Regions from separate parts of the Mus musculus genome. Here all the other regions are linked to region 2. The links are chromatin loops, found by intact Hi-C in ENCODE. Cell type or tissue: left cerebral cortex. All regions are shown on one strand.

Region 1 (8,000 bases), 67 kb before region 2:
CAATAAAATAAGAAAAAAGACAACTGATCCAAATAGAAAAAGTAGCCAAAGAATCTTTACTTTAAACATACTTTGAGCAAATTAGCAATTTACAAAACCAATGTACAAAAAATCAGTAACTTTCTAATACACCAATTATGACCTTGCTGAGAAAGAAATTGAAAAAAATCTATTTATAATTACATTTAAAATTAAAATATCTAGGAATAGCTTAACCAAAGAGGTGATAGACCTCTCTTCTACCATGGAAACCTTGAGATACTAAAAAAATTTTTTTTGAAAAATATACTAGAATATGGGAAGATTTCCCATCCCCCATGCTGGTAAGTTGTAGAATATTGTAAAAATGGCTATATTACAGAATATTATCTACAGTCTCAACACATTCTCCACCAAAATGTCATTAAAAATGTCAATAATTCATAGAAATATAAAAGTTCCTAAAATTCATATTAAAGTTATAAAGACCCCAAATATCCAAAACAATCCTAAGTAGAAAAAAAACTGGAATTTCACTATACCTGACCTTAAATTACATTACAGAGTCATACTATCAAAATAAAATATGGTACTGGCACAGAAATAGACATGTAGGTCAATGGCATAGAAGAGAGGACCCAAAAACAAATGCACACAGGTACAGCTTCCTAACTTTTCAACAAAGGCTTAAAACATGCACTGGGTAGCTTCTACAAATAGTACTGGAAAAACTCACTATCTCCACTGTAGAAAAATGAACTAGATTTGTATTTCTCACTCTACAGAAAAAGAACAATTCCAAATGCTCAAGGGCCTTAATAAAGGACTCGGAACTTTGACATTGCTAGAGGAAAGTACAGAAGGGCATTTTAAGACTTAGGTGCCCTACTTTTTCTATTTCTGTGATTAAAATACAATGACCAAGGCTACTTACAAAAAAAGGCAATTATTTTAGGTCTCACAGCTTCAGAGAGTGAGTCCATGACCACCTTGACAAGACCGCAGCAGCAGGCAGGCAGGAGCAGTAGCAGAAACCTTACATCTGGATCTACAAGTATGGGGCCGAGAACAAGCTAACTGTGGGTTTTTAAAATCTCAGAGTCTGTGTCCCATCCAAGGATTCATACCATAATCAACCACCAAACGCAGACACTATTGCATGTGCCAACAAGACCCTGATATAGCTGTCTCTTGTGAGGCTATGCCAGTGCCTAGCAAATACAGAAGTGGATGCTCAAATTCATCTATTGGATGGATCACAGGGCCCCCAATGGAGGAGCTAGAAAAAGTGCCCAAGGAGCTGGAGGGGTCTTTAACCCTATAGGAGGAACAGCAATATGAACTAACCAGTACCCCCTGAGCTCGTGTCTCTAGCTGCATATGTAGCAGAAGATGGCCTAATCGGCCATCACTGGGAGGAGAGGCCCTTGGTCTTACAAAAGATTATATGCCCCCAATACAGGGGAATGCCAGGGCCAGGAAGCAGGAGTGGGTGGGTTGGGGAGCAGGGCGGGGAAGGGTATAAGGGACTTTTGGGATAGCATTTGAATTGTAATGAAGAAAATATCTAATAAAAAATTGTTTAAATAAATAATATAAAAATTTTAAAAAACTTCAGAGCCTGTTCCCCAGTGACACATCTCCTTCAAGGCCACACCTCCCAATCCTTCCCAAACAGTTCCACCAACTGGGAACCAAGAATACATGAGCTTATGGGAGCCATTCTTATTCAAAGCATCATAAATAAACATAGGCATAAACTTTCTTTTAAAAAAGGACTTTAAAAGCACAGGAAATAATCAGACCCAAGCAATGGAATTACATGAGATTAAAAACCTTCTGCACAGCAAAGGAAACAATTACCAAAATGGAGAAACAGCCTCCAGAACAGAAAAAAAGGTCTTTGCTTTACCAACTACACATCTGAGAGAGAATTAATACCAAAGGTACAATAAGGTCTGTAAAAACTAAACACTAAAAGAAGAAATTATCCAATCAATAAATGGTAAATAAATATTTGGAAAAGTCTTCAACATCCTTGGGCCATCTGGGAAATGCAAATTAATACTGCTTTGGGAATCTACCTCACCCTAGCCGGGACAGGTGCTGGTAAAGGTGTAGAAAAGAGATCCTTATTTCCTGCTAGTGGGAGCATAAAACAGAAGTAAATCTGGACTTTACTCAAAAAACTAAAACTTCAACTCCCCATGACCCAGCTACACCCTTCCTACGTACATACTTGCAGGCGTCTAAGTCAGCACACCACAGAGACACACACATATCCATGTCTATTACTCTTCTGTTCACAACAGCAAAGATACAGAGCCAGCCCAGATGCCCATCAACAGATGAACGTATAAGGGAAATGTGATACACTATGGAATTGTTTTAGACATAAAGAAAGATTAAATTATGACATTTGTAAGGAAATCAGCAGACCTGAAGATCAAATTAAGGAAAAGAACTCAAACTCAAAAGGTAAATATTGAGCATTCATATGCAGAACATAGATGTAAATTTATGGTGCGGGGGCATTAAAATAAAAAGTGGCAGGAGAGGGGAAGAAGACATCACAGGGAAGACAGAAAGGGAAATGGGGTGATGAAATCTATGTGTCAGGAGAGCAGAAGGCAGGATGGACTGTACACACAGAGGAAGAGTGCCAGCAAGGTATGGGAGGGAGTGAGGTGGCCAATAGGAAAGGAGATGAGTAAGAACAGAGTCTAATGATACTTGTATACAAACATGCTCAAATGGAAGGCATTGCTTTAATTCAAACTTAAAGACTACAATGTTTCAAACATAAGTGTACCATTCTGGCTAGTGCCCCTGCTGTGGGACTAGAGAGACACATAGTGGGAAAAGCTTTAGTCCATAGCCAGTGTGAGTTCACAACTTAACTGTCTCTCGAGTTAATTACCTTCAGAAGTATCAACTTCACTATCAACTCAAAGATTGCCTGCACCCAAGTTCAATTGCAAGCCAAGAGCCTCCGTGCCTTCTCTCTGAGTTTTTACCACCCCTGAAAAGGGCAGAATACAAACTGTCTCTCAGTACATTGTTAGCTTGGCTCAGGTAATTCAGGTTATGTTTTGGAAACAAATGGGTAAAGACAAATTCCCAGTTGGTTTAAAGGTTTGTGCATTTAGAGCTCCACAAGAGAAAGCGTGAATCTGTCCTCACAGGGCTCACTGTGAGGCTCCCTGTTGGGCTCACACGGGAGAGCCACAGTGTTTGCCCAGCCCTCCGCTTCTCAGCATGGGATCTATGTGAAGCAGGGCTAGGGGAACCCAGAACGACAAACCCCACACACTAAGTGCTCAAAGCACCCCTGAGCATCTGTGACCATTCCAGTCTTCATGCTCATCTTAAACCACCTTTAGGAAAGGGGTCGATGGCCGAGACTATTTAAGGAGGATGAACTCTATGCACCATAAAGGTAGACTGTGTCTGATCACTGAGGCCCAATGGGAGTGCTGCTTTCTACAAAAACTAAAGAGAGGCACAAACTATAGCCTCATTCCTTTCTTAAATGACTGTTTATATTTTCCTTTTCTCATCAAAAATTTTTAAAAATAAATAATAAGGGGCTGGAGGGAGACCTCAGCTAAGTGGTTAAGAGCACTGTTCTTACAGAGGACCCAGATTCATTTCCCAGAACCCACAATTGGTTCACAATCACATCTAACTCCAATCCTAGGAGACCCAGTACCCTCTTCCAACCTTCAAAGGCACCAAACATGCATGTGGTATACATTCATGCATACAGACGAACATCCATACACCAAAATATAAACAAAATTAAAAAAAAAAAACACATAATCAAGATGAGCATGTAAAGGAGATTTTTTTTAAGCTGTAGAATAAACAAAAGCAAACGAAAAATGTTTTCATAATAAGTGTTAAAAAAAAATACTTTACTATAGCCAAACATTACAAACCAGGAACACGAAGTACTTCATCAAGGCCTCCACTTTCCTAATTTTGTCACTGATGTCATGAAAAGAAAAATGCCAACAAAACTGTAGTGACTTCAGCCGGGTATTGGTGGCACACACCACAATGTCAGCACTAAGGTGGCCTCGCGGATGGAGTCTGCCTTTCTTGAGAGGAAGAAGCACATAAAAGCATAAAATGTGAAGAAAACCAAATTTTGAGCACGAGCCATTAAAGTGGGAGTGTGGGGCTAGCCTGAGCTACACAGCACGATCCTGTCTCAAAAACATAAATAAACAAGAGGAGGGGGAGGAGAAAAGAGGGAGGGAAGGGGGGAAGGGAGAGAAGGGCAAGGGAGGAGAGGAGAGGGGAGAGGAAGGGAAGGAAGGAGGGGAGGAGGGCAGCATTAGTTTAAGGAGCTAACTCTAAAATAAGCAAAGCATAATCTAGGGATATACTGTGAAAAACTGAAGCTCAGAAGGAAGTCGAATGTTTATTTCCCTTTATAGCTCCCGGCTCTCAGTCAACAGCCGCCACAGATGGTCCCAGCCCCAGACTGTTCTGTGCTGCTCACAACACTTGAAGACGAGGCACGCTACCTTTTCCAAAACTTCCTGTCCGCACCTGGTGCTCTGCTCGTCCCACCACAACATACACCAAGGTCTGGTTCCCATGTGGTGGTGTTGAGAGGGATAGCTTAGCAAAAGACATGAAGGAGGAGGCAGGGCTCTGAGAAGAAGGAAGCATATGTAAGGTTTACGAAAACAACGCTTCAGCACCAGTCACCAGGTCTGACTGGGACACAACCATCCTGCCAGTTATCGATGCATATGGCTGCTTCTCACCCCCAACAGCCTCACACGCAGGCTAACTCGGTCGCTCTTTGGCCCTTTCCAGAGTGCCATCCTCCGAGTTAAATCGGAGGGAAGCTTATCTCAACTCAAGCAGCATTTGACCATGTCGTGGTGCACGTTAGAAATGCATCCTAGAAATCCACAGAAACAAGCTTAGTGAGCCATCCCCACCCACACAGGGTTTATGTTACAGACAACAGTGTTAACTCTAATGTGAGGGCTGCAGCTGCAGGCAAGAGCGGATAAGAACCCCCACCCTTGGCCCAGTCCATGCCAATGAAACGCTGGGCAGAAAACAGAGGGCATCTAAGGACTGTGAAATGTAAATGGGAACACGGAGACTGGGGAATGGAAACAAACTCAGAATACCTTCAGAATAGTGCCCAATTCTCCTCTTTCACCCTGGTCTCCGGGTATCACCCAGTGCAGATTCAAAGGCAGCCTGGCACTCGAAAACATGCAGTGTGTATAGACAAAATTAAAGAGAGAGAGAGAGAGACAGAGAGAGAGACAGAGAGAGAGACAGAGAGAGAGAGAGAGAGAGAGAGAGAGAGAGAGAGAGAGAGAGAGAAAGAAAAGAAAAGCTCCTTGCTTCCTAGACCAAGGAGCAAAACAAAACCAAAAACCTCCACAGTCAGGGGTCTCACAAGAGCCTTGATTTTTTTGATCATTCCCACCCAGACCCAGTCAGGACCTGCAGGGCCAAAGAGCAGGGCCAATCAGCTGGGTGGACACCAAACTCCAAGAGAATGCATCTCCCAAGGAGAGCTACCATCTCCAAGGCACAGGGTGAAATCCCATTGCTTTTTTTTTTTTTTTTTTCCTAGCTATTTACTGCCTGATCCTGGACACAGACAAAGAAAATAATCCATCCCAGTAGAGAATTACATGCTCTGACTTTCTATCTAAAGGTTGGTGGGAAAGGGCTTGAGGAAATAGGAAATTATCAGAGCGCCTGCAGAGAGGAACTCAGGAGGGTTATACAACCAAGTACCATCGTTCCCACTCAACTGTCTGCTCGGGATCTGACCCTAAACAGCAGCGCCAGTGGCCTTGAGATTTCCCACTCTGGGACAGCTCACTTCCCAGCTTTCAGCCTGGAGAACAGACACAAAAGGCATCATAAGACTGAGCAGAGACGGCCCACAGAAGAAAAGTCAAAGAGCTCAATTACCTGTCGGCATAAGACATGGACAAACCATAGATAGCATCGGAAGACAGCGGTGGCGTCCCTTATTGCTAGGCTTGGGACCAGAAGTGGTCGCTCAGGATGTTTCAGAGGGTAAATACCTCCATGTACTTAACTCGGTACTTTTGGAATGAGATCCAAGTTAAGGCACAACATTTGTTTTCATTTCCTTTGGACCTTGCATTTAAAGGGATCGTATGTATGATCATATGTATGTTCTGTGCATCTCTACAGATGTGAGATTTTCTACCATGATATCTTATTATGTCCGTTTTCAGATTTTTGCATTTTGGAGCATTTTTGGATTTCAGATTCTCAGATTAGATATGTTCAACCTATGTTTAAGAATGCCCATAATAGAACCCAAATTTACTGAGGCAAGACAGCTTGCAATGGAAGGGCAATCAACCCTCATGACATGGGTATCAGAATAATCAAAGAACTTAGAGGAACTACTGGGAGCATCTCTAGGAAGGCAGAATAGTCTTGTACAGATAGAAGGATAGTAAGTTTATCCTCCCCTCACACACAAAGAAATCCTAGAGCTGATCAAAAAAAAAAAAAAAACATAAAGACAAAACTTTTCAAATGTCACCAGATGGATGCCATGTCACGATGGAGGTGACAGAAGAAACAGTGAGTGAGCCTGACGTAGAGGAGTAGCTTATCCAAAGAAACCTGAGAAAAGCAGTGTAAGAGCAGAGAGAGCCTCCGAGACCTGTGGGGAATGCTAGCATGTCTAACATTCACAGCTCCAGCATCTCAGAAGAAGGGAAAATACTTAAAAAAATAAAAGACTGTAAGTTCTCATATTTGGCGAGAAAGATAAATTTACAGTTCCAAGAAATGCAGAGTCCACCACCAGACAGATCATAATCGAGCTGCTAAAAACTAGAGACAATTGAAAAGTCTAGAAGAAAGCAATATATATCAGGAATAATGGTTTCTGATAATTATGGATTTCCCAGAAGGAGCCATGGGATCACACGGCAGAATGCAGTGCTAAAGAAGGTAACTGACAATCCAGAAGTCTGTGTCAGCGACAAACAGCCTTCTAAACTGAGGCAGAAATGGAACAAAACTGTAGAAATCATTCTACCAACAAACATATGCTAGATAGAATGGACAAGTTCTTAGGAGAAAATACTGGCAAAAAGAAGATCCAGGACATAGAAAGTCAGAATAGGCCTGCAATAAATAGCAATACTGATTATTAATTTTAAAACTTCCTACAGGGAAAAGTCTAAGCCCAAACTGCTTACCTGGAAAAGTCTTCCAACTGTTTAAAGAATTCATATCAATCCCTCATAAGTACAAGACAGAAGTAGAGGGAATACATAAAAACACCAAAGATATCTAAAAAAAAAAAAAGACTAACATCATTTATGAATATAGGCATTAGAAATATCATCAAACTACTGGAGAGATGGCTCAGCACGTAAGAGCACTTGCTAACCTTCTCAAAGACTCAGGTCGGTTCCCAGCACCCACACAACAGCTCACAACCATCCACAACTCCAGTTCCACGCTCTCTGACCTCCATAGGCACTAGGCACATACACGGTGCACATGCAGGCGAAACACTCATACACATTAAATGAATGATTTAAAAAAAAATCTTAAATGATCATCCACTAAGTACTAGGACACTGAATCCTTTATATAAACATACACAAGTTTTGTCCATGATCAAGTAAGACATATCTCCAAAAGGTGAGATTATAGTCAAAGAGGAAACCATGCAGTATACCCTGCAGACGATATAAAGCACAGAGAGCATGTGACCTCTCCATAGCGGTAGAAAAGTCATTTGATTAAATCCAGGACTTCTCACAGCAAAACCATTCAGTAACCTTAGCAACAAGAGGAACTGGGGGAACCTCAGTCTAAAGAAGGCCACACAATGCTTCCAGCTACATCAAATATAATGGGGAAAGACTGACTGTGTCTCCAGTGACCCAGAACAATAAGCCTGCTTTAAATGAAGTAATAATAATACATGCAAATAACTCAAAGAAGCATACTATATTCATGAACTGGAA
Region 2 (8,000 bases):
CAGACTCACACACATACATGCACACTCACACACATACACACACACACACACATCATTCTGTGGCTATCGTGGCTACTGGGTTTTCAGAAGTGCCTTCCTCTGGTCCTCTCACAGCCCCTCTCCTCACTGAGACCTCTCCTCAGCCTTTCTTTTATTGCAAGGATCACATTACACCCATTCTTTGGTGCTCACTGTGTATTAAAACCTGGAAGTAATATACATCCAGTTAGCTCATTGTGTGAAGCAGGCCTCTGCTTTCTATAACTTAAAAAGTGACAAGGATCTTACTAAATCAGCTGTCATAGACACAGAAATATAACCATCACAACAAAGACCTCTCCCATAGGTCCTTGTCACTGTGTTAGAGCCATTTTCTCAGAGGTTGTTCCTGGCTGAGTCAATCTAAACTCCTGATTGGGACCAGTCCAGGAAAGCCATGGGACCATCTCCCTTCTCTCTGTGCCACTGTGTGACATGTCCTAGTACCTTGGATGCTGTGATAAGCAGGCTTCCAGCTCCCTTCTTCTGCCTTCTCTACCAGGGTAATCAACAGTATAACTGTTTCAGATTAGAGCTGGGCTGGGCTCACCTCATAATGTGCTGTTTCTGTGTACAATTTATAAACAATTAAATTTAAAAGCCACAAGAAATCAGCACCAGACACTTTCAAAATAGGCTCTAACAAGAAAATCCCCGAGGGCTGTCTGGAAGAGTCCCTCTGAGATAGCCTTCAACAGAGACTTGCCTAAGCATTCTGTTAGCAAAAGGTATTGTCAAAACTGGCAACACCAAGTTTGACATCTGCCCAAATGGTTGTCTTTCAGCCTTTTTCCAAACAGAGGGTTTGCTGAGCACTGAACAAATCACAATTCCTGGGTTTGAGTTTCAATCGTGTTGTATACAACACTCATCTACAAGACGCAAGGTGGCAGTTTTACTAAATCCCACTAGGTGCTGAAGATTCAGGGATGGGAACAGTCTCCTGCCGATGGCCTCCTGGGAACCCCCAAAGTGACGCAAGAAACAAATACCCCTTGCCTCTCCGGAGATAGCTGCTTTGGGTTCTATAAAGCTTCACCCCTTTGGAGAGCTCAGATAACTCCCTGGAATAAGGACAGGAATAGCATTATCCTCTTACTAACTTTGATGGGTTTATTTTTAAGCCAGTTAGCTTTAATCATATTGATTCCTCAACTCGGTTATAAAATCTTGTGCCCTGGGATTTGACTTTAAGAAGACTTCAGGGCTCTGTTTCTCTCTCTCTCTCTCTCTCTCTCTCTCTCTCTCTCTCTCTCTCTCTCTCTCACTCACACACACACGCATACACACACACACACACACACAGCAGGTCCCCTCCAACACTGTATGTCAACTCCCATAAAGACACACTTGTGCTTCCTGTTCCCCACACCATCTTTCTTCCTCTGCGAACTGTGCACACTGTGCCTTTGAGGTGTCTAGCTCTTGGCAGTACTCAGTCAACAGACAGCAGAGGATCCCATCTTACCACTATAAGAAATATGTGGGACTGAGCCAACAGCCGCTTCTTACACAGGCGCCATCTCGCCCCTACTCCCTGCCAGCCTACAAAGGCAGATTGGCTTCTCTCAGGGCTAACTGGGCATGACTGAGCTGCTGAAGGATATGTCTGTGACCTGGTCCCTAAAATGGAGGGGGCCTTTTACTATCTACCTGTTACAGAAATTGTGCACAAGCATTCTGAACTGGCAGCCATGTCTCTTAAATCCCTGTACACACACTTGCATTTCTCTCAAGAAAGAGAGCTAGTGGTGAGATGCAGGAATTCGCTGACTATATATAAACTGTTACATAGAAACTCCTATGCATGGAGTGAGACAGCACCTCACTCCACCTAAAGGGAACATCCCTGCTGAGGGGCCCCTGCTTACTCTGAGTCACCTCACACCAGCCTCAGGAGAGCATGTTTCTAGCACACCCAGTAAGACCACCTAGGCACACCCTCACTTAGCAGCCCCCTCTTGGCCTGTATGAGAGCTCTTTCCTCAGACTAGAGGATTTAAAGAGAAAATGCACGCACACAGCCCCAAGTATTCAAGAGATGCCATAACTCACTCTGGAGGAGAGACATCTGTGCTAAAAAAGAAAAAAGCACGTGAAAACCTTCAAATCCTGCCCTGGCATTCAACTGCTCTCCCCAAAACCTTTCTAGACAGTTGCTTCATTTTAACTCCTGTCCATGAGCAGACAAAATAGGCAAGCTAAGACAGAGATCACACAGGCAGCGGCCATGATGAGGACCCCCCACTTTCTAGCTGTCACCCAGCAGTCCTTCACCCTGGCATCTCCCTTCCCTGAGCCTGCTGAGGAAACCTCCTGCTTGCTGCCAGAAATACTCAGAGGGCCTGTCGGCCCGAAACACCCTTCTGGGAAAGTGCAATGCTTTATTCTACCCAGACCAAAGAAGCATATGATTAATTAGAAAGCCTGAGTTCAAGAGAAGGTTCCAGTCAACCTTTCCTAGCGGGTGGCAGGCATTGGAGCCTGGCTCCCAGGTCTGGGGAAGGGAATAAGCAGGTAGAAGCAATATTGTTTTCCAAGATCTGGGGCATGGCGATGACCATCCTGGAGCCAATTAAAGTTCAGTTTTAAAAATGCAGACACTCAGAAATGTAACTTCAGGCCAGTCCAAATGTGTGTGTGTGTGTGTGTGTGTGTGTGTGTGTGTGTGTACATACACAGACATATGCAGCACCTGTCAGTTCCTCCCTGGAGTGCTGCTTTGTCACACACGGGGCTTAGAGGAAGAGACACTCACCAGCCTCCCCTGCATGGCTTCTAGACTTGCTATATGGCTGCATGGCTCTTTTTTAAAGCTTATCAAAAAGAAATTTCAGGAAGTCATAGCATTGATCAGCTAATAATAGTAGTAGTAGTAATAATATCAAAAGTAACTTCTCCCTATAAATCAAATGTTCGCATTTAAAGTTACCTAAACAATTAGAATTAGCAAATAGCAGAGCCAGAAGCAACCTTACACTCACTGTAGCTGTCCAGGCAAATTTCAGTCACTAGAACCAGAAGATTCCACTAAAGGTCATTTCTAGTACAGACTGAAAATAGTCTCCATCTTTTTTTTTTTTTTTTTGTGAATCAGCATACCAAATTTTCAACAAATTAAAATGCATATAACTGCCCCCAAAACAATAACAGCTTCAGACCTATCCAGTGTTCTATGACCAAAGGTCTCGTTCATATTCTAACTCCCTACCACTATGAAGTTGCAATCTTCACTTCCCCCCCCCCACACACACACACAGCACTACATACATACACACACACACACACGCACACACGCACACACACGCACACACACAGGCTAAATATACTCATGGACACACCCTCTGCAAGCTGGGGAGACAGGAAGCCGTAGCCCATGAAGCCCCTTGCCTGCAGTTGCCACCATTGCTCACATTCCAGACTGCTAAGGCTCTGAGAAGTGTCACTGCAGAAAGCAAATCCTTTTGAAGCACAGATGGCAAATGAGAAAGACTTCCCACAGAAAAAAAAGGATACTTCCATTCCACTATACTAATGCAGGCTCTTCGGATGGGGTTATTGAGGGATAAACAGAAAAGGGCACGGGCAGGTCGGCTGTTAGACGAGTTACCCTGTTTTTTGCTCTTGGCGTATTGCTGACGTTTTCTTTGGGAGAGAGATCCTACAGGTGGGGGTGCAGAGGTGCTCATGGTCTGGGCGGCCTTGGCCTGTCTAGCAGCATCGATTGCAGCTTGCCAAGATAGGACAGTTTGCTTGGAGCTGTTGGGCTGAGAAGTTGGTCCTTCACCAGAAATAGGGAGTCTGGTGCCTCTTGCATAGTTTGCCTCTGAGGAGAGGAGAAAAGAGATTATTCCTTTTGGAAAAAAAAAAAAGAAGAAGAAGAAGAAGAAGACTTCAATCCATACTATCTTTTTAAAAAGCAAAAGTGTCTCCCATCTTGCATTTCCCATTTTGAACCTTCTGTCACAAGTAGTGGGGTTTGGCCAGGCAATGCAAAAGTCACCAGAGCTCTACTCTGAGCATCAGTCATGCAGGGCCATTGTTGTGCCACACCTAACCACACTGGTACTCTTCCATACCTGTGTCTTCAAAAGGAATCTTTTAGTGCATCTCTTCTGACAAACTGAGGCCATTCTCACAGTGATCCCGTGTCTTTTCCTGACTTTGAAAACACATGTATCTCTCATGGCTTAACAGATATACACAACTCCCTTTCTCAAAAAGTAATTACCAACACACACACACACACACACACACACACACACACACGCACACACGCGGGCACACGTACACACACACTCAACCAATAATTCAGTAGTTTTAACCACTTTTAGACTATTCCTCCAAAAGCTCTCCATAGCCATATATGCAATTTTTTCTACATGGGAAAAAAAAAAAAAACCTCTTTACTGGCACCAGGCAATACCAAAAGCCCCACAACAAATATCTAGATTATGCATTAACACTTCCTACAAATGAAAATTCATGATGCTTGGGACTCATTTCCTCCACAAGCTTCAGAAAACAGAAAAACATCTTTAAGGCTTTTTTATTATTATTATTGCATTTTAAATTGCAGCAGCAGCAGCCAAGCCAGCATCTAATCGGCCTGCACCCTAAGAGTCAGGGTGCATTATGTCAGGGAACCTCAAGGCCTATGCAATAATTATCTCAGTGTAGAGTAGCATCCAGGTACTCCCAGGGCAAAATACTCAAAAGCGGGCGGGGGAGGGGGGAAGGGGAGGGCATGGGATGGAGGGTGTCCCTTCATGTATAGAGCTCGCCTCACTGTGGGTCTGGTCATTCCTTGGAAGATGGACATTGGGCCACCATCACCTCTGCTGAAGCAGATGTCAAAGTGAGAGTGGTGTCAGAGGTTGGAAATCGGGCGTTTGCAAAACCAATTATCACTAAGTAAAGAGTCAAAGCAAGCACAGGTCTCCTGCCCTACTGTCCTTAAGCCTGGGACAGAGCAAAGCAGGCAGGTGGCACTCAATCTGAGATCAGGGACTAGTTTTGCCAAGCGGTTCCTTTGAGAAGCGCTCACCGGAAAAGGCTTCAAGAAAACCAGGGCTGGGAAATGCTAACGACCTCCATGAAGGGAACCTGGCCAAAAGCACCCCAGCCTTCTTAGACCCGGCCCCCGCTGGTGTGGAAACTGCACGTGGTGAGTTGCAGAGCCCCACAGCGGCAGCAACTCTCTGGGCATTGCTAGGTTACCGACGTGTGCACAGGAGGCACAGGGAGCGGGAATACACGCTCCACCCGACCCTGTTCCCTCAGATCCCAAGACCCGGGGCTTCTCCCATGAGATGATGGGACCAAGCGACCCAAGGGGTAAACCTGGAACAGTCCTAGAATTTTCCTGATGCTACTAAGGACCTTCTTCTTAGTCAACCAGAGGCGCGGGAGATAGGGGGAGGCTGGAAAAAGGGTTCAGGCTGAAGACTAACACCTCCTCTTCCATCGCTCAGGGGCGATGAAAGAGGAAAGTTGAGCCCGAGCACACTGAACCCGGATCACCTCACTCTTGCCCCTTGGCTCCACAGTACTCCACACACACCCAAATGGCCGCCCCCACCCCAGCAAATGCAGAATTAACTGACATTCACGGCCTGAAGAGGAGAACGGAGTAGCTGCCGCGCATCACCCCTTTCTATGTAGATGACACCAAGCCAAAAGCATCATTTCCAACCCCCTCAACCCACCCAACGCATCGGAGATGGGGGGTTGGGGGTGGGAAGAGTAGGATCATGATAGGATGAGGTTTGGCAGCGGGTACCCAAGCTCAGGCTGCTCACCGTTCGCATGGTCCTCTTGGTGCTGCCGTTGATGTTGCATTTTTTTCATCATCATCATCATCATCATCCACGAACATTTATTGAGCGCCTACTGTGTGCAGGGCACTATGCTCAGGGTTAGGGAGGGGGAGGAACGGATATGGGAGGTTACGGATAGGTAGGAGCCGCGGTCCCTGCCCTTATTTTCGCTTCAGCAGGGGGTGGGGAAGGACAGAGACAAATAACCAAAAATAAAGATAATTTATAAAAACCGCCTGCCACCCACGCTCCTTCTTTTTTTTTTGAAAAATGGAGCAAAATAAACTTTTTGTAAAAAATAAAATCAGATGTATATATTATCTTAGTAATATATACATGTAATTTTTTATTTTTTTTATTTTTTTTTACTGCAAAGGAGAATTGGCTTGGTCCCCTCCTCTAGCGGAGGGACACCGTGGTGGTGCCCGCCCGGCCTGCCGGGCCGCTCGGCGCGCCCCCCATGCCGCCCGTCCGCCCGCCCGCCGCGGTGCCCGGTGCCCCGCCGCCGCCGCCGCCGCCCGCGCCGCCGCTGGCTCGGGACCGCGGGCAGCCGGAGCTCACATCCGGGGACGGAGGCGCTCGCCCGCCCGCCCGCCCGCCCGCTCCGCGCCCGCCGCGCCGCGCTGCACGCCGGCTTCGCCCTGGCGACGCTGCGCGCCCGCCGCCGCCGTCCCCCGCCCTCCCCCGCGCGCCCGGGCCTCCCACCGGCCGCGCCGCGCCCCAGCTGCCCGCCTGCGGCCCACGCGCCCCCCGGACTCCACGGCGCGCGACTCGGACGCCGCCACCCCCAGGCTGGCGCGGCTGACCGAGGGTTAAGTGCGCTGCGGCCGCCGACAGCCCGGTTAACCCCCTCGGCGCCGCCGCGCGGGCGCCCCTTCCCCGAGCCAGGCCCGTGGGGCCCCGTGCCTGCTGCTAGGGGCGCCGATGCGCCGCTCCTCTACACGGCGTCCCCAAGCGGAGGCTGCTGGGGTCCCCTGGGGTCCGCTGGGCTGGCTCTGGTGGCCTTCGCACTCTCACACCTGGGGGAGGCCCCGCCCCCCTCCCCCCAGGAACCCAGGTGCCCGCAGGCGATCGCTGCTGCTGCAGCATCAAAGCTCAGGGTTCGAGGGCTCTGCTTGGACTGGACAGGCGTCCCCCAGCTCTTACACCGTTTCTTCCAGTTTAGAGGTGCAAAGAGATGGGGGGCTTGTTCTTTGGGGAGCACTGACTGTCCTCAGAGATCTGCCCTCAGCCCTGAATCCCGTCCTCCCTCCCTTATGCATACGTGGCGGTGGGCTCCCTCCCTCTCGCCATCACCTCCACGTGTATTTGGAGACAGGTACAGAGAAGTAACAGCCAAGGTCTTTCAAACTGCTAGTGTGGAGAGGTAGACTGTGCAGCTCAAATTGATGACTCGTTTAGGAATTAATACTTTTTTTTGTACCTTCTCGGCCTCCTGTTTGTAGTGGGGGAGGTCTACAGGCCCCAGCTCCGTCTGGAGGGGGAAATACTGTATCTAGTGGATGACTGATATTTTTCATTTAGCTTTGTGCTGGCTGTTGGGAAAAGGCGTCTGCTTTGTTACTTTGCAGGATTCGATTTATTTGCCTTTGTTCGGATCTGCTTGTTCCTACGGAGTTTTAGAACGTTTGAGAACAGTGTCTTTAAAGCAAAAGGCTCAGCGTGAATTAAGAAAATAAATGTTTCTGGGAAGGTGCTCCTTGCTCAAAGAGGACACACCGAGCATCTCTGATTGTTGCAGGGGGGATCCACCTGGGAAGAATGACTCTCCAGGGGTCTTCCTGAGAGAGGGGTGTCTAGTTAGGATAGAGGAAAACAACCATGCTTGCCTGCTTTTTCACTTGGCTCTTTGGAGAGTGGCAGGATTGGGAAGCAGCCTGTGGCCTGTGTAAAAGAAAGCTGGTCTGAGCAACCTCACCTGTGCTGGTGCTTAGCTGAAATCAAAAAGGATGCAAGAACATATCCTTTGATAGGTCAGATTTGCAAGGAAGCACGTGTGTCACTATCAGAATTCCAGGTCTATAGCTTATCCTCTGGAGACTTCTACAGAAAATGCCTTGCTAACACTGGCCCATTGTCCGATTTAGTTCAGCCAACACTGAACAGGCATCTGTTAAGCGCAGTTGTCTAGGCTAGGAGTTA
Region 3 (8,000 bases), 150 kb before region 2:
CAAAATAGGTGTCAAAATACTTTGCTAGTGTGGAGAAATGGCTTCCTGTAGAGCCATCTCTAGGCTCTGGAGTGGAGAGTGGGTAGTTTGCAAGTCTGGGTGCCAGGGTTTATAATCTGTACTTTTACTTGTGCATGACCTACCTTCATACAGCATCTTAACATTCTAGGTTCTGTATGTACATTGTACGACAGCCTTACAATGCTCTCTCTGTCCTCTGTGCTACTGTAAGGTAGACATGTCACAATGTTATTGATGTTATTTTATTGTTTTTTAAAGATAATTACCTTAAAAGAGATTTTAAAATGAAAATAAATATCGTTAAATCCATCCAGTCTGGAATACCTCATTTCTTTTGGGTGGCTCTTCATTTCTATCTGGTGTCATTTTTATTTCAACCTGAAAAGCTGTCTTTAAGCATTTTTAGAGGTGCAAGAAGTCTGTCAGTCATAAAGCCTCCACTTTGCTTTGTCTATAACAGTTTCCATCTTGACTTGGGTTTGGAAGGAATTTCACTGGTTGAGACTCTAAGCTGACATTTCCCCAGGCCTCTGAGGGTGTGTCTATTGTCTTCTGGCTTGTACAGCTCTTGAAAGGCCTGACATGAGTTTTGTTTTTGTTTGTTTGTTTGTTTGTTTTGTTTTTAAGCACTTTTGACTGTGGTTGTGATAGGCCTTTCTCTGTGGTTTCTGATCAAGCTTTGCCAGGCATCGTGAACTTCTGAGTTCATTTTCCATCCTATTTGGAACATTTAGAACCATTTCCTCAGGGGCTTTCTTTTTCTCTCTCCTCCTTTCAAAACAAGATTTACTGGTATATTTGGGTGTGTATATGTACACACTTGTATGTGTTTTATGTGCACCATGTGTGTGTAGGTATCCACAGACACCAGAAGAGCATGAATCCCCTGGATCTTGGAATTATAGATGGTTGTGAGCTACCTCATGGGTTCTGGGAACCAAACCCAGGTTCTCTGCAAGAGCAGATAGTGCTCTTAACTGCTGAGCCATCTCTCCAGTCTTTCTTTCCTAATATTCCAAATGCACACTTTAGAACATTTGGTAATTCACAAGTCCGTGAGGTGGTATTCATTTCCTTAATTATTTATTTACTGCCACATCTTCACATCCCCTGATGTGTTTCTCTTTAGCACTGCCTGATGTACTAGTGAGCAAATCTAAGGAATGTTTTCGTTTCAGACACACCTTCCAGTCCTTCAAGTCTCATGTGTCCCTTTTTTATTGTTCCATCTTTCTCCACTATAGTCTTATGTTCCCTTACATCCACGAACAAATTCGTAATTGCTGTTTTTAGATGCCTGTGAAGTTCCTTGCATTGTCTCTGTAACTTCTGGGTCTATTTCTAGTCATAGAATTTCCTCCTTTTAGGGGTCACACTCCCTCTTATATCTAGTATTACCTCAGTGCAGGTGAGGTACTTAGAATGATCATCTAAGTATTTAGATTTTATTTTTCCTTTGAAAAGTTTAGGGGTTTTTTGGTTTTTGTTTGTTTGTTCATTTTTACATGTAATTAAGTTACTTGTTTATCAGTTCTCTCTCCTTCAGGCTCATTCTCAAAACACTGTTTTCAAAGAGTCTTTATTCTACAGAAGGGATAGCACAGTTTTTCAATAAAGGGCCAAGACAGTGGACTTCTCCATTCAATGATGACAACAAATGAGTGCAGCTATGTTACAATAAAACTTTATTTATAAAAATCAGTGGCAGGCCAGATGAGCTAGGATTTGATCCCCTGCTCATGGTTTCCCAAGCCATAGTCTAGATCTAGGCTGACTCTACTACAAAAAGCCCTTCAGTTTATTAACAGTCCACAATGTTCAATACAGTGATTTACTCTGGGTATTTGGATCACAAACACCCCTTAGTCTTAGGAAACTGGTTATTATTTATCTTATAGTTCCTGCACCCTGTCTTTCTCTTTCCCCTAACACTTCTTTGCTTGGCCTCGTGGACTACAGCTCAGTTTCAGCTGAGACTCCTGTGGACCTCAAGGCCCAGGTGCAGGGCTCTCCTCTCTCCAGTTCTCAACTAGTTCTCTCCCTTCCCATTTTGTGTTACTCAGGTCTCCTGGAGTTTTATCTCTTAAACTTGGTAAGACTGCCATATTGGCTCTGTTCCCTCTTCCTGTGCTGTTCTAGTTGGGCAAAATGTTCCAGCAGAGAAAAAGCTAAGGTGACATGGGGACATAAGAAGTGAAGCTATGTATCTCCATTCTCTAGTCTAATAAAAGTCCAGTGGCAGGAAAGCACAAGACTCTCCCAGAACAAAGAGACATCTGCGGCTCCAGTTTGCCAGCCCGTGACAGGTGTTCCAAACAAGAGGAGGCTTCTGCCTTAACGCCTATCTGCCACCTATTCATTTTGGATACATTATTTCTGCAATACACACATAGGTGCCAATGTACAATGGGAGGTTTTATAAAAGCTAGCTTTCTTCCTGGTAAGTATAACCATCCAGTGGGCCACCACTTTGGGCCTTCCTTATTTTCATTCCCCGGGGTAAAAGGACACCCCACCAAACGTAAGCTACTCTCCAAACAGACAGAAAAAGTCATCTCCAATGAAAAACCAGTGCAATCAGGATACAGATAATCCAGAAGATAACCAAGCTGCAAGTTACCTGCAAACAGCAACTGAATAAAGCCACAAAGAGGAAGGCAGAGAGATGGTTTTAAAAGCTCTCTCCAAACTGGAGAGAGGACTCAGCAGTGAAGAGCACCTGCTACTCTGACAGAGGACTTGGGTTTGATTCCCTGCACCCTCACAGTGACTCAAAATCATGGTATTCCAGTTTGAGGGATCTGACACCCTCTGCTGGATCCCATGGAGGCTAGACATGCATGAAGTACCCAGACATATGTGCAGGTGAAATAATCACATACATAAAGTAAAAACAAATACATCTTTTAAGAGCTCTCTTGATGGAAATAAGAGAGTATTCCTAATTTTAGGGGTAACTTACAGAACAGCCCAGGTAAGGAGTCCCAAAACAGGGCTACATCTTGTCTCCCTTGGTGGATGTTTGCTCCAAAGACCTGATTTGTGTTTCCTCTGCTGGCAACAACTCAGGGTGTGGAAGGAATGGGGCAACACAGACCTCTATTTTTCATTGTAACATACTCCTTTAACTAAATCTACCAGCGTCTTCCTCTCACAAGAGGGTATTAAAAGAACACCTGCTTCTCTGCATTTTCCAGTTTATTTTATTTTATGCCAGATATGTGACATTATTCAGACGCTTGTTTTGTTATTTAAAATGGGAAAGTGGCATGCCAAGGTTTCTCCCACAACTCAGCATAAAAACATAATAGCTCTGCTCAAGGGATGTTAAACAGCAGCGCACCGCACAGCAAGAAAGGCTCTCTCGTATGATACACATGGTTTTAACTAGCAGGGTGCTAGCTTTTAGGAGCTGCATTCACCTGACTCCACCCACCAGCCAGGCAGGTCTATTTGTGGAGACTTGAGGCCCTGTGAGGTGAATCATCTCTCATTAGCGGCTGAGACTTCCTCTAACAGCCTGTCACTGACTTCCCCAAGCACACCAATCATGAGAGCTCTTCACCCAGGCCTCTGCCCAGGGATTGACAGCAGCCCTGTCAGCATTAAAAGAACCCCTGCTAGATCCTGATGCCATCACGGGCATAAGAATAACCACCTCCCCCAAGAAGGCTTGTGTTCCCTTTACCATCCAGCCCTCACCTCCATTCCCAGATAAACGTTTTTCCCAAACCAAGGACTTACCCTACAATTACTATAACAAAATCCAGTAAATTCCATCCATTCCTAACGTAAGCATTAGGATGCAGCAACAGTCCATACGCTATAATCTTCAGAAATGTCTCCACTGTAAAAATAATCAGGAAGGCATATTCTACTTTTTCCTGTAAAGAGAAAGGAACACACCAAGGGTGGAGAAAGAAAGAATCAATGATCAGAATCAATAGCTCAGAGACAGAAGCACCCCCCCCCCACCACGCACAGACATGATAACAGACAATGTTATCATGAGAACTAGAATCACTACCCTGCATGTGGACCAGGAAAACATTTCAATTTTGATGCTGAATTTCTCATAAGCAGCTAAGTGTTAAGTACTGTCATTCCAGGCTGCATTACTGCATTTTGCCACCTGCCCTGATGCATGAGCAGTGAGCCTGCCTGGGACATCATGGGCATGTTTTCTATTTGCACACATTTGCACAACACAGCATGTTTTCTCCAAGATTGCCAGATCAGGCCCAGAAAAGCACCAGGATGAAACAAGCATTCTGACAGTGGTTTCTGCACAGAACACACCGTCTGGGAGAACAGATGCATAATGGACTTTACCCTTATTTTTTTTTCTTGGGTTTTCCTCTGACATCTTATTCTGATCTGACTGCCCTCAGCACAGAGAAGAGGGCAGGGATCTCAGATGCCTAATACTGGCCTGTCTCCTCTTCCTGGCTGGCACCAGTGATGGACTCCCTCCTAACCAGCCTCCTGGAGATACAGCTCCGCCTTTATCTCAGTTCCCATGTCTGCTCCCATCTGATTGCCACATCCATCTGCAGCATTGCCTGATGGCTAGAACCTCTCCAACTCCAACCCACATTACCCCCCAAGCAAGGATGCCCCAGTCAACAGGTCTAAACACATAGGCTCTTTCTATAAATTTGATAGAAACTCAATGGACAGGGCCATGAGTATCCAACCAGCATTCTCTGGCTTTAATTTACTTAACAAAACAAAACAAAATCTCAAGAATGAGAACTTTTCTCTGTGGGCTCTAGAGTCCTCAGCTACTATCATCCTTAGGGTAGACTAATGGACTTCACTTACTAACATGGCTACTACAGAAGGCTATAGTAACTATGGCTCAGGAAACAGTGAGCTTTTCCTCCATATGCCAGGTACCCCAGAAGGAACCAGCATTTAAAAACTTCCCAACTCCAGTCCCATCCTTGCAAAGAATGGCCTGGAAGGGTTCACAGGAGTTTTAAACACATACAGAGAGAACCTCTAAAATCCAGAGTTAGCATAAGAGCACTCCCCTACTTGTGCTGAAGCCAAGGGTCTTGGCCACAGCTCCTGGGTCCTTTCTTTTCCCCATGGTCACACAAAAGAAGGCAGACACTGTGTGACCACTATTGTAGATGTGGATTTATAAATGGAAATGTACGCTGTTAAAAGGAAATGCTTCTGGATAGGAACTTCTTATTTTGGAAATCCTCTTTTAAAATATTCATTGCAGGATGACTCCAACAGGCCTGCCTTCCTAAAAATGTAACATGTCTACGCACACATTGGCTTGCAGTAGCTACAGCCTCTTCTGCATTTCAATGGAAGTGTTGTCTTCACTACAACTAGGATGCAGGCCTCTGCGGCTAGACAGCTGGCTCCTGTCTCTGGCTGTCCTAGGGTAGAGATTTCTCATGGCTTGTCACCAGCATCGTCCCTCTGGGCCACCAGGGTAATAACCAACTGCAGCCTGTGCATCCAAGACAGCACCCATCTTGTTTACTCCCCCCTGGTTATAGAAAAGCCAGATCAGTTTTGCCGACCTTAACCCTAGAACATTCTGGGCCCTTAACATTCAGTGTGTGTGTGTGTGCATATTCATCCATGTGTATGTGCATGTGTGTATATGTGTGTGTATGTGTGTGCATGTGCATCCATGTGTGTGTGCATGTTCATCCATGTTTATGTGTATGTGTGTATATGTGTGTGTATGCATGTGCATCTGTGTGTGTGTATGTACATATACATATGGAGACCATGGGAAGGCATCAGTTCTCTCATTCCACTGTATTTGATAAGGAGATTGAATTCAGGTCTTGGTCTCGGCAACAAGCATTCCTACCTGCAAAGACACCTAGCCAGCCCTGGCTCCTGTAATTTCTAAACCTGCCATCCAGTGCTCTGTGAATCCTTGGAAGAGCATCACAACAGTCTAAGAATTTCTTTTGAGTTAACCAGAATCAGGATGCTTATGATGTTAAAGCACTAACTCATACCCAATCCCTACCTATTCCTGCCTCCTGGTCCTTCGAACAGATTCAGTTCTCTGCTGGCTCATCCTGTGTACCCCTCCCTCCACCATCTGGTCATCCTTCCCACCCCTGCCCCCATTCCCCTCACACAGTCAGATCCTCTGGGCTAAGCCGCCTTGAAGGTGCTCCCAAGGCAGCCTATGCACCATGACCTGACAGGTCATATGCAGACCCACGGGGCTGCTGCTGTGTTTACAACCCAGGTTCTTTATCCTCCTCCTGCTGTATCTTTGAGTGGATGTCCTCATAGGAACATGAGGACACACCACCCAGCACCCAATTCACAATACAATTAATACAGTGAGAGTCAGGGTTTGATGATTCACTGGAAGGTGTGTAGAGATCCAAGAAGGAGCACAAACTCTAAAAAACTCAAAGGACAAGGAGGAGGAGGAGGAGGAGGAATTATTATTCTGTGACTTTAAACCAGAGGCCCACATTTCTGAAATATCCACCTACTTTACTCAGAGCTGCCCCTACCACCAAATGTACATCATCAATATGTTTTCAAGACTCCTAGTTCTAAGGGAACAAGATAATCTAAAAACAGCACACTGTCTTGAAAATTCCTCTTCTCTTTCATCCTCTCAGCTTTATTTACTAGGCCAGACAGGAAAAAAGCTTTGGCTGCCATGCCATCAATATTCATAGCAGTTCCATCCCTACGTCAAGACAGCACCATACTTCAGAGCAGAAAAACAAGATAAAGAACAGAGAGTACACCTACCAAACACACTCTGCCTTTTATTTATAAGTAACTGTGCCACAATAATATGAGGGACATTAGTGTAACTGAATGGTTGAAGGGTCTGGGTTTATTTTTATAATCCTCCCTTCCTCACCTCACCCTCCTTTTAAAAAATGTTGGTCCCTCTTTCCAAAATCTTTAATGAATTACTTGATGGAATGCGTTATAAAAAAGAGAAGCTTGCTATAAAAATGGTTGTTACAGAAATTCTGTCAAATGCCAAATGAACAAGCACAACCTGGTAGACCAGTTGTCCTATAAACTAGGGACATTCATTCCTCAATTCTGACATTGCCAAAGACTCCTGAGAGACAAGAGTACCTCTACATTAAACAAATTGAGGGTTATTATTATTTTGGTCAAATAAAAATTGAGGAAGTATGACAATTATCCCCCTTCAAATGGATTGTTTATTTGAAGAAAAAAAAAATGAATTTGAAAAGGAAGGTAAGAAGGAAGCCAGAAAACACCAAAAAGAGTTTGGAGGTACAGAAGCCAAATGACTTGCAGCACAGAAGTTTGTAGCAGAGACAGAAGAGAAAACCAAGACTGTGCCACAGCAAAGGAAAGACAGGAGAAGTTGGGGAAGGGGCAGGTGAGAACATTCTAGATTCGAAATGAGCTAATCCTTCTTCACAAAGCCAGATCAAAAGCTGTATCACAAATGTGACCCACCCTGTGAAACAGGAAGACTCCATGATTCCAATCCTCTCTGTCTGCCCCCAGCAGTGCTTTCTTTTCTCTGGCAGAGGACCTTATTGAGCAATGCCAGTCAAACTTCCCTTTAGAAGGGCACTTTATATAAGGTCCAAGTCTCCTATGACACTTTAAACTATCAGGGAAATATAGGCTCAAATCTAGTTCTTCTTTGTAGTATGGCTGTGGGTTTGTTGTGGATGCATGTACATATGGGTGCAGTGTACACACACACACACACACACACACACACACACACACACACACACACATGTGGAAGTCAGAGACCAATCTCAAGTGTTACTCTTTCTTAAGAGCTGTTCACCTTGTTTTATGTTTTAGAACATATCAAGGGACTTGCTAGCTACAGAGCACCAGGAATCCAGCTATCTCTACCTACCTACCAATTCCTAGGAACACGAGTGCATATCAAATTGCCTAGATTTTCCACATTGGTTCTGGGGATCAAACTTGGGTTTCCCTGCTTATACTTACTTACC
Region 4 (8,000 bases), 80 kb before region 2:
GGTCAAAAGAGAATGAAAGCCAGTCAGGCAGAAACCACAATTAAAAAAAGGGAAAAGTTTTTAGACAGAAGGCTCAGCAAGTCCAGAGGCCCTGGGGCAGAGCAAGTCTGGCATGTGTGAGGAATAGCAAGAAGACAGCATGGCCAGAGTGGAATACAGAGCAGAGACAAGGCTGAGTCACACCCACGAGCAAGTCAGACATAGGCCCTTCTCCAACAGAAAGCAGGACAGAAGATAACCAAACCAATGAGCAAATAATAATGTTATGAAGAAAAGGGACAAAAAGAGCCAGGTGTGGTGGCACAGCCCTGTGATGCCAATATTTGGAAGATGGAGGCAGGAAGACCAAGAGTTCAACGCTGTTCTCAGGTACAAAGGAAAGGCAAGGCAAGGCTGAGCTATGTGAGATCCACTCAGAAACATGAGCTCTGGGGAGAGGATGAGGAAGAGGAGACTAGACGGAGAGAAAAGAGAGCAGGCAAGCAGCAATTAGAGGTGGACAAGTCGTGCTCTCGAATGTTCTATCAAACAGAAAAGTTGGGAGCCATCACGATCATCACATTGGCCATACTGTCTCATAATTAGATTTTCACAATATAGTTCACTATCTTATGCAGAGATACAAGTCAGGAGGTCGAGGAGATGCAAGGTTAACATCCCACTTAGGATTCATGGACAGTTCAAACACACACCAGCGCTGTGGTTCTGTGACTACCATCTTGGGAACAGGATAATCACATTCCTTCCTTTTCCAGTCTCCCCTCTTCCCCTCAGCCTCCCTGCCAACAGAGAAGGCTTCATGACATCCAAAACAGCCTGGTGAGACAGAGACACTCCTGGCTGCTTCAAGCAGTCATCGGTTCCTGTAGTTTCCAAGTGGACAGTGCAGGAAGCTGACCAAGCTGCTGAACAGCCAGGCAGCAGCCATGGCGTGCTCTGTCTCTGCCACCAGGCCAGACTTAGTATTGGAGGCAGGGATTGCATCTGCTGATGGCTCCTGTCTCACCTTTTGCTTCTCCTCCATATCATCCCCCAGGACAACCACATCACCAGGAAATCAGACACAGGGAGGCAATCACACAAACACTTCCCCACCACGAAGTCAGTCTGAGTTCCGTGTCTTGCTTCCCAGATGCAGAATAGCCTGCCTTGCTGACTCTGACCCAGGGCATAGCATCCCTACTCACAAGGGATGATTTCGGGATGAGAAGCTCTGAGACAGTTAATGAACTTGCTCAGGTCCTCCAAGGAAAATACAGACTGGGGAGGGAGCCACATACATCTCTCTGGCGGGACAGTCTGATTAATTAAGACACAGGTCACTGGGGGGCCCATTTGCCTATGCCCAGCTCCAATCTTGCTTTGCTGAGGAAGGGAGTGTTTCAGCCTCTCTTCATTCCAGATGCTCTGAAACTCAGTCAATGCATCCTGTTCATTCCACGTGCCATACACCACACAGGGCCATCTCCAAGCCTGTTTCTCCCCTTTCATCTTGCTCTTGCTTTGTCTAATAGTGTTAGTCCACGTGTGTCTGTGTGCACACATGCAGATATGTAAGCATACGTGTTACATAAATGTTTCCATATATTGTTTCAACAGCTCTGTTCAAGACAGAGACCTCTCCTTCCTCCTTCCCTCAAATTGGCACAATCAATAAACAATCCCAAATATGGTGATGCAAGCCAAATATTAATAGTGAGGATATGAAGACAGAAAATTCCTTAAGATCCTTTTTAGCCTATTTTGAGTGTATCTTTAGCAGTGTTACCTATATTCCCATAGCTAATCACCATCCCTCAGGAAGATGTCTCTAGACTAAGGACAAGTAACCGAGCTACTACTAAGTGCTTTTTCTATGCTTTGGAATTACACTCAGTAGTCACATACAGTCATTTTGGAAAGAGTCTTCCTCACAAGATGAGTTCTTTCTCACTAATTAGGAGGTTCAGTTCCTTAGAACACTCCATTCCTAAGCATTCCAGCTAAGTCAATTTTACTGAAAGGAAATCCTTGAACTTTGTAGCAAAACACATTCCTGAAAGAAAAGGAATCTGTGAGGGGAAACACAAATCCAGTCAGGCTTTTACCACAGAAACAACGTTGCATTAGTTAACTCTGTACTTAAAGACCAACTACCAACATTTTAAAGGATTATAAACTTTAATTGAAGATTTTCAAAATGTGGGCTAGGGAGATGGCTCAGTGGGTGAAGTGCTTGCTGTATAATATGAAGACCAAAGTTTGGCTCTCCAGATCCCACAAAAAAGCTGGAGGCAGAGCAGGAATCCTGGTGCCTGGGAGGCTGAGACAGGGCACTTTTGGAGCAAGCTGCCCGACAGCGTGGCTAAAACAGTGATCTTCAAGTTCAACCGAGGGACTCTCCTTGATATAAGGAGTGAACAGCCATCAAGAATGATGTTTGATGTACCGTGGGCCTAAACACACATGTGCAGACATACCCACGTTCCTATGTGTGTGTACCTACACACATGCAAATATACACTACACTTGTCTTGGTTAGGATTTCTACTGCTATGATGAAACACCATAACTGAAGCAACTTAGGCAGAAAAAGGGCTATTTGGCTTACACATCCGTATCGTTGTTCATCAGTGAAGGAAGCCAGGACAGGAATTTTAAAAGGGCAGGAAACTGGAGACAGGAGCTGAAGCAGAGGCCATGGAGAGGTACTGTCTACTGGCTTGTTCCCCATGGCTTACTCAGCCTGCTTTGTTCGAAAACCAGGGCCACCATCTCAGGGATGGTACCACCCACAAAGGGCTGGACCCTCCCTCACCAATCCCTAATTTTAAAAATGTCCTACAGGCTTGCCTGTAGCCCAATCTTAAGAAGGAATTTTCTGAACTGAGGTTCCCTCTTCTTAAATGATTTTAGCTGTGTCAAGCAAAACTACCCAGAACAATGCTAAACACACATGCATAATCATAAAACCATTCAAAATGCAAGGCATCCTAAAGACCACACGTCCATCCATCCTTGCCAGCCGTTGTAGTTAACAGCAAGCACATGTGACACGTCACTGAGGCTGCATATGCTCATACACCCCGCACTCTGTCTCTCCCAACGGCCCAACCATCCAAATATTTCACTTGGAAAATGGAGAAAACTGAGGGCTTTGGCTGCTATGTTTTGACAAAGGCACTGCAGCTATTTAGTAGTGGAACAAGAATTTAAACTTAGAGGTCTTTGGCTCTAAAGACAAAGATTTTCCTGCCTCCAACAGCAGCCTCCTGAATCAACCATAAAGAACACTTAATACTGTAGACAACAACAACAACAAAGTCTGGTATCAATTAAACATAGATATAGAAAAACTATCACTTTATCTATCCAGTGAAGTTATTAAGAAATTTGGCTAAGACAGAGGCCATCTGTGAAAGACTAAAATGCCCTGGAAGTAGGAACAGTTGAGACTGGGCATCCAAATAGTGAATTGGTAAATTATTAGTGCCTTCACTGTAATTCACTGCCTAAATCATTCATTCTACAAAGTACCTATTAAGAGCCTACTATGTGCTATGGATGCAGCAGTCATTAGAGATCTTCCTGTGAAGGTCACATTGGTCTGTCACATTCTCCAGGTAGTCAGAACCAACATGAGCTCTGAAAGAGAGGATGCCAGGTAGGCAGGATGGGCCATAGTGCTCCAAATGCAGGATTCGTGATCCCAAGCTGATGGTGGCTTCTAGATAGATCTGAAGCCCAAACATGTGAGATCACTGATGGCAGGCATACTGGCAGATACCAGCAGTCTGAAGATGCTGTGTCTGAGCACCTGGGCAGGGCAGAGGCCTCTAGGAAACAGCCAGAGCGGGGCCATCAGGAGTGGGGCATCCTGGGAGCCACAGGAAGACATCACAGACAGCTGAGGGATTTAACACAAGTCGGGGCTGAGGAATCTCCACTGCTCTGAGCTGTAACATGACTACTTTGGGTAACATAAATGAGAGCTGCATTCTCAGAGCAGTGGGTACCAAGGCCTGACCATGACTTGAGGAGGAACCAAAGGGAGTATACACAGAGGGCAACTGAAGGAGCCTGGCCAGGGAGGACAGAAAGGAGGGCATCTCCAATGGCTTAAAGGGGCTAATGAAGAGTTTGTTACCGAAATGGAATAAACAATAATGGCATGTTCTGTGCTATCTCAGTAGATCCACATAAAATAATAGTTTTAAAAAGCCATCTAGACACAGGAGAACTGCACTGACTTGCATTTTGACAGGCAAGACTGGATCAACCTGGCATGTAATGGACAAAGACAGCTAGAGGCACAGTCAGCTGTGGGCACGGGCAACTAGCTACACTGACAACTAGGGGCATGAAGAGCTAGTAGCAAGGACTCCACCCAGGCCCAGTGTGGGCCACATACAGATGACATGTGTGCAGCTGCCTAAAGACTCATTCATGAAGCATTTCTACATTGAAACGAACCATTCCCGAGGATTCCCACCTACAAACGTTTTTCCTGTATGAATATGGGATGTTCTAGGAGTGCCTCACCGTCCTCTCATGACCCCGCACAGCTTTTATTCTGCAGCGTGGGAGGCTGGCTTTGCTCTGTAATCACATACTTGAGGCTAGATTCTGGTGATGAGGGAGTAAGGATACAGCTGTTTAGAACTGTGTCTGTGTTCATTAGGATCACAGGGCACCTTTAAAAGTAGAAGAAGCAGTAATTTAATCAGCAGAGACGTCAAAGTTGACGTGCATGCATAGCCACAGGTAGGTGTCTCTCTAGCTGGGCTAGCTGGGCTCGGAAGGTCGAGTGAGCAAGAGAGGCTCTCTCACACTGAGCGGCTGCTTGCTCCTCCGAGAGCCTGTATAGATGAGATAAATAAATACTGTAATTTTAAAGTGATGGCTTGGACAGCAAATAGAGATTTCTTACAAGCTGAGTTGAACACCAGCAATGAAACATAAGTGAGCATTTGCTGAGGATACAAGTCACGTATCTGGCACCACACTAGCCACAAAGACACAGTCGTGAACTAGAAAGGATGGTCCCTTTCCTCATGAATACAATAGTAATGGAATTTTATTACACAGGACTCGAGAAAAGCACATGAAGAATTCCAGGATGGAAATGCTACTGCAGCTGGCAGCCTGCATATGAAATCACACTGCTAATTCACTTCTCTCCTCCCTAAGGAAGACAACACTACCCACACCCCTGGTTCATGGATAACCAGAGTCTACCACGGGCAAAAAAGCATGTGTGGCTCAGTCCTAAGCCCAGAGAGAGACAGCAGGCACAACAGAAGGGGAAGAATTAAGACAGACCTTTGCCTCAAGATGCTTGGTGTGTAATAAAATAAATACCCTTGCAAAGAGCTGTTCAGATGGCGCTTGCCTTCCAACAGGGCAGACAAGCGAGGTACTGCATGGCTCTATGGAAGAAGGGCCGGGGGCAGATAGCCTGGTCCATGCATGCTCCAGGGGTCTTCTCTGTACTCTTCCTTAAGCAAACAGCTTCTCTGACTGATAAAGTGCTACCCTGTGGTTCCTGGGTCATACACTGACCTGGGCCCTGAAGGCAGCAGTGAAAGAGGCAAGGTCCCCACTCTCTAGGAGATGGCAGGGCACTGGCAGGAACCTGGAGATTCGAGCAGATAGTCAATGGCAGGTGTTACACAGGAAGCACATGAAGGATGCTGTGACTGCAGAGATGAGTCAGAAAGGGCCTCTCTGAGCTGCAAACCCCGTGCTCAGGACTGACACAAATACCCCTGGAGATGCACGTCCCACACAGAAGGCAGGGGGGAGCAAAGGCAGGCATGAAGTGTGCTCAGCTTGAAAAGTGAGCAGGGCACCCAGGCTGGCAGACACGGATGAAGGAAGGGCACTGCGAGACACTAAGGGAAGAATCCGCAGTAATTGACACATTTCTCTGGGCTGTGGTAGGTCCCTGTCAGTGAAGGGTGTATTTCTCTGGGCTGTGGGAAGTCCTTGTCAGTTGGAAGGCTGCGAAGACCTCAGAAGTATCAAAATTTTCCTGAAGCCGCTTTCCCACAGTCTAGAATTGTCAAAAGCACAACCACAAACCTCCACAGTGCTCCAGGGTAGCTCGGGGACAGAGCTCTGGCCTGGAGGGTCTGAGGCCCTGCCGACCATCCTTGGTACTATGAGTGCGCAGGTAGCCCACTCAAGTTTACACTTTGGACAACGGTGTGGGGAAAGACTGAGCCTTCTACAAGTGCTACTTGAAATGTGAGCTATCCGCAGCATAAGAGAAAGGAAAACAAATATTTCTATAGAAAGAGTTCATAGGAGAGGGCTATTCATGCCTGAAGAGCTACATTACACCTTCCGCTTGATATTGGCAATATCAAATCCAAGGATGAAGTATATCCCTGACCCCAGGCCCTCTAGCTCATCCTCTCCAGTAGAATCAAAGCAGCGTTAAGTTAAATGGCAAGCCATACAGTTACAGTTACTGCCCACTTACTGCCCAAGGCAACCTGAGTTTAAAGGATGGTGGCCTTGACTTTTCAACTTATGAATTAATAGGAAACATGGTTCCACATCATTTTCATGTTCCTCCATGTCCTCAGAATTACTGCTGTGCCCGAACTTAAACAGAGGAGCCTGTCACATGATTTTTCTTTTACCTCTTCCCTCCCCTCCAGTTAATAAGAGCCAAAGCCTTCTAGAAGACACCCTGTAGATAGGCAGAGCTCAAAGCCCTCGCATGAAACTTTCTAAGATACTTTTGATAAAGTAGAAGAAGATGAAATGATTTGACCCACCAGATATCAAGAATTGTTACAAGTGTAGTTATTCCCTATATCTCAGTGCAAAGGGATAGGCAGACAAATCGACTTCTGAAACAAAACAGAGAATCCAGAGAAAGCTGGGAAAACAAGGGGTAAAACTGCTGTTGTTGGCAACTAAATAAAGGTTATCCCACCTGTGTACGTTGACTATACTGGACCAAATGATACCACACAGGAAAATGTTGAGCCAGACTCTTTCTCACCCCCACACAGCAGTTTATGACAATAGCACTCGCGATGTTATATAAAGCTAGGACAGACTTCTTAAGGAAATCTCTTATGTGTATGGGTGTTTTGCCTGCATGCGTATCTGTGTACCCTTGTGTGTGAATGCCCACTGAGGCCAGAAGAAGATGTGATTCCCCTGGAACTAGGGTTACAGCTCAGTGTAAGTGGCTGTGTGCTGACAACCAGGTCCTCTGGGGGCACAGTGCACACCCAGCAGCCCTGAGCCTCCTCTCCAGCCTCCTCAGGCCACTGCAGCTCACTTCCCCGCTCTCTATTTACTGATGGTGGAACCTTAGCACACCCCTCAGCTCCTGTTCCTCATCTGTGAAGTGTGAATAATAACACTCGCTTCTCATGCTATTTTGAAGATTAAGTGCATAGACATTTATAAATATGTAGGAATGTGTCCAGCACTTCATAAATGTCAGTTAAATAAACTAAAGAAAAAATCCTAAAGGAAAGGATGAATTTACTATATTAAAATTTAAAACTTCAGGCACCTCAAAACTGCCTCTAACTCTAGTTCAAGGGGATGTACCACCCTTCTCTGACCTCCACAAACACACAGTACACAGACATATATGCAGGCACTCACAACACTTGCGAAATAAAAATAAATCCTTTTTAAAAATTAATAATCTCAGTTTGTCAAAAGAAACCATAAAAAATAAAATAAATAGACAAGGCACAAGCTGGAAAAGTCTATCTACTGCATAAAATCAACAAAGGGCTAGTCTACGGACCATAGAAGGCATTTCAGTAAGTCGATGTGAAACAGACAATCCAGGAGAAAAAAATAAAACGGGCCGGAAACTAAACGGACATTTCACAGAAGTGGAAAATTAAGTGGTGGTTTAAAAATATGTTCAATGTCATTAGGCACTGGGGAGATACATAATAAAATCGTAATGGCGTGCCCTTTTAGAACTGTAAGTTTAAAAATTTTTAAATTCTGATATGAAGCATTAGCAAGGATAT

What was found. Hi-C counts contacts between places; a loop is a spot of excess contacts. Peaks named below come from ENCODE experiments on the same cell type or tissue, not always from the same donor. Only the 100,000 strongest peaks of a DNase experiment are listed, where the experiment ranks them.
Region 1: it touches region 2 in a loop (2.2-fold over the local background); 4 of 42 quality-filtered maps call a loop at or near these places.
Region 3: it touches region 2 in a loop (2.2-fold over the local background); 2 of 42 quality-filtered maps call a loop at or near these places.
Region 4: it touches region 2 in a loop (2.3-fold over the local background); 4 of 42 quality-filtered maps call a loop at or near these places.

Annotation. Positions count from the first base shown.
Region 1 is chr14:30,279,679-30,287,678 of GRCm38, forward strand. All of the region lies in intron 3 of Cacna1d (calcium channel, voltage-dependent, L type, alpha 1D subunit), which reads right to left. Among named protein-coding and RNA genes, the nearest start is that of Gm52107, 60 kb to the left of the region's middle. In left cerebral cortex, no CTCF peak of the experiment used is centred here; DNase peaks (open chromatin) are centred at 4,486, 4,922 and 6,628; H3K4me3 peaks cover 482 bases; H3K27ac peaks cover 1,170 bases.
Region 2 is chr14:30,347,085-30,355,084 of GRCm38, forward strand. Cacna1d (calcium channel, voltage-dependent, L type, alpha 1D subunit) reads right to left here and starts at 6,402. Exons shown (of 47, transcript NM_001083616.2): 1 at 5,841-6,402; 2 at 3,556-3,865. The coding sequence starts at 5,907. In left cerebral cortex, no CTCF peak of the experiment used is centred here; DNase peaks (open chromatin) are centred at 1,580, 1,910, 3,607, 5,281 and 2 more places; H3K4me3 peaks cover 2,661 bases; H3K27ac peaks cover 2,864 bases.
Region 3 is chr14:30,192,959-30,200,958 of GRCm38, forward strand. It overlaps Cacna1d (calcium channel, voltage-dependent, L type, alpha 1D subunit), which reads right to left. Exons shown (of 47, transcript NM_001083616.2): 4 at 3,766-3,905. Among named protein-coding and RNA genes, the nearest start is that of Gm52107, 27 kb to the right of the region's middle. In left cerebral cortex, a CTCF peak has its summit at 4,177; DNase peaks (open chromatin) are centred at 3,477, 4,248, 5,301 and 6,572; H3K27ac peaks cover 290 bases.
Region 4 is chr14:30,267,527-30,275,526 of GRCm38, forward strand. All of the region lies in intron 3 of Cacna1d (calcium channel, voltage-dependent, L type, alpha 1D subunit), which reads right to left. Among named protein-coding and RNA genes, the nearest start is that of Gm52107, 47 kb to the left of the region's middle. In left cerebral cortex, no CTCF peak of the experiment used is centred here; DNase peaks (open chromatin) are centred at 210, 4,560, 4,829, 4,845 and 5 more places; H3K27ac peaks cover 907 bases.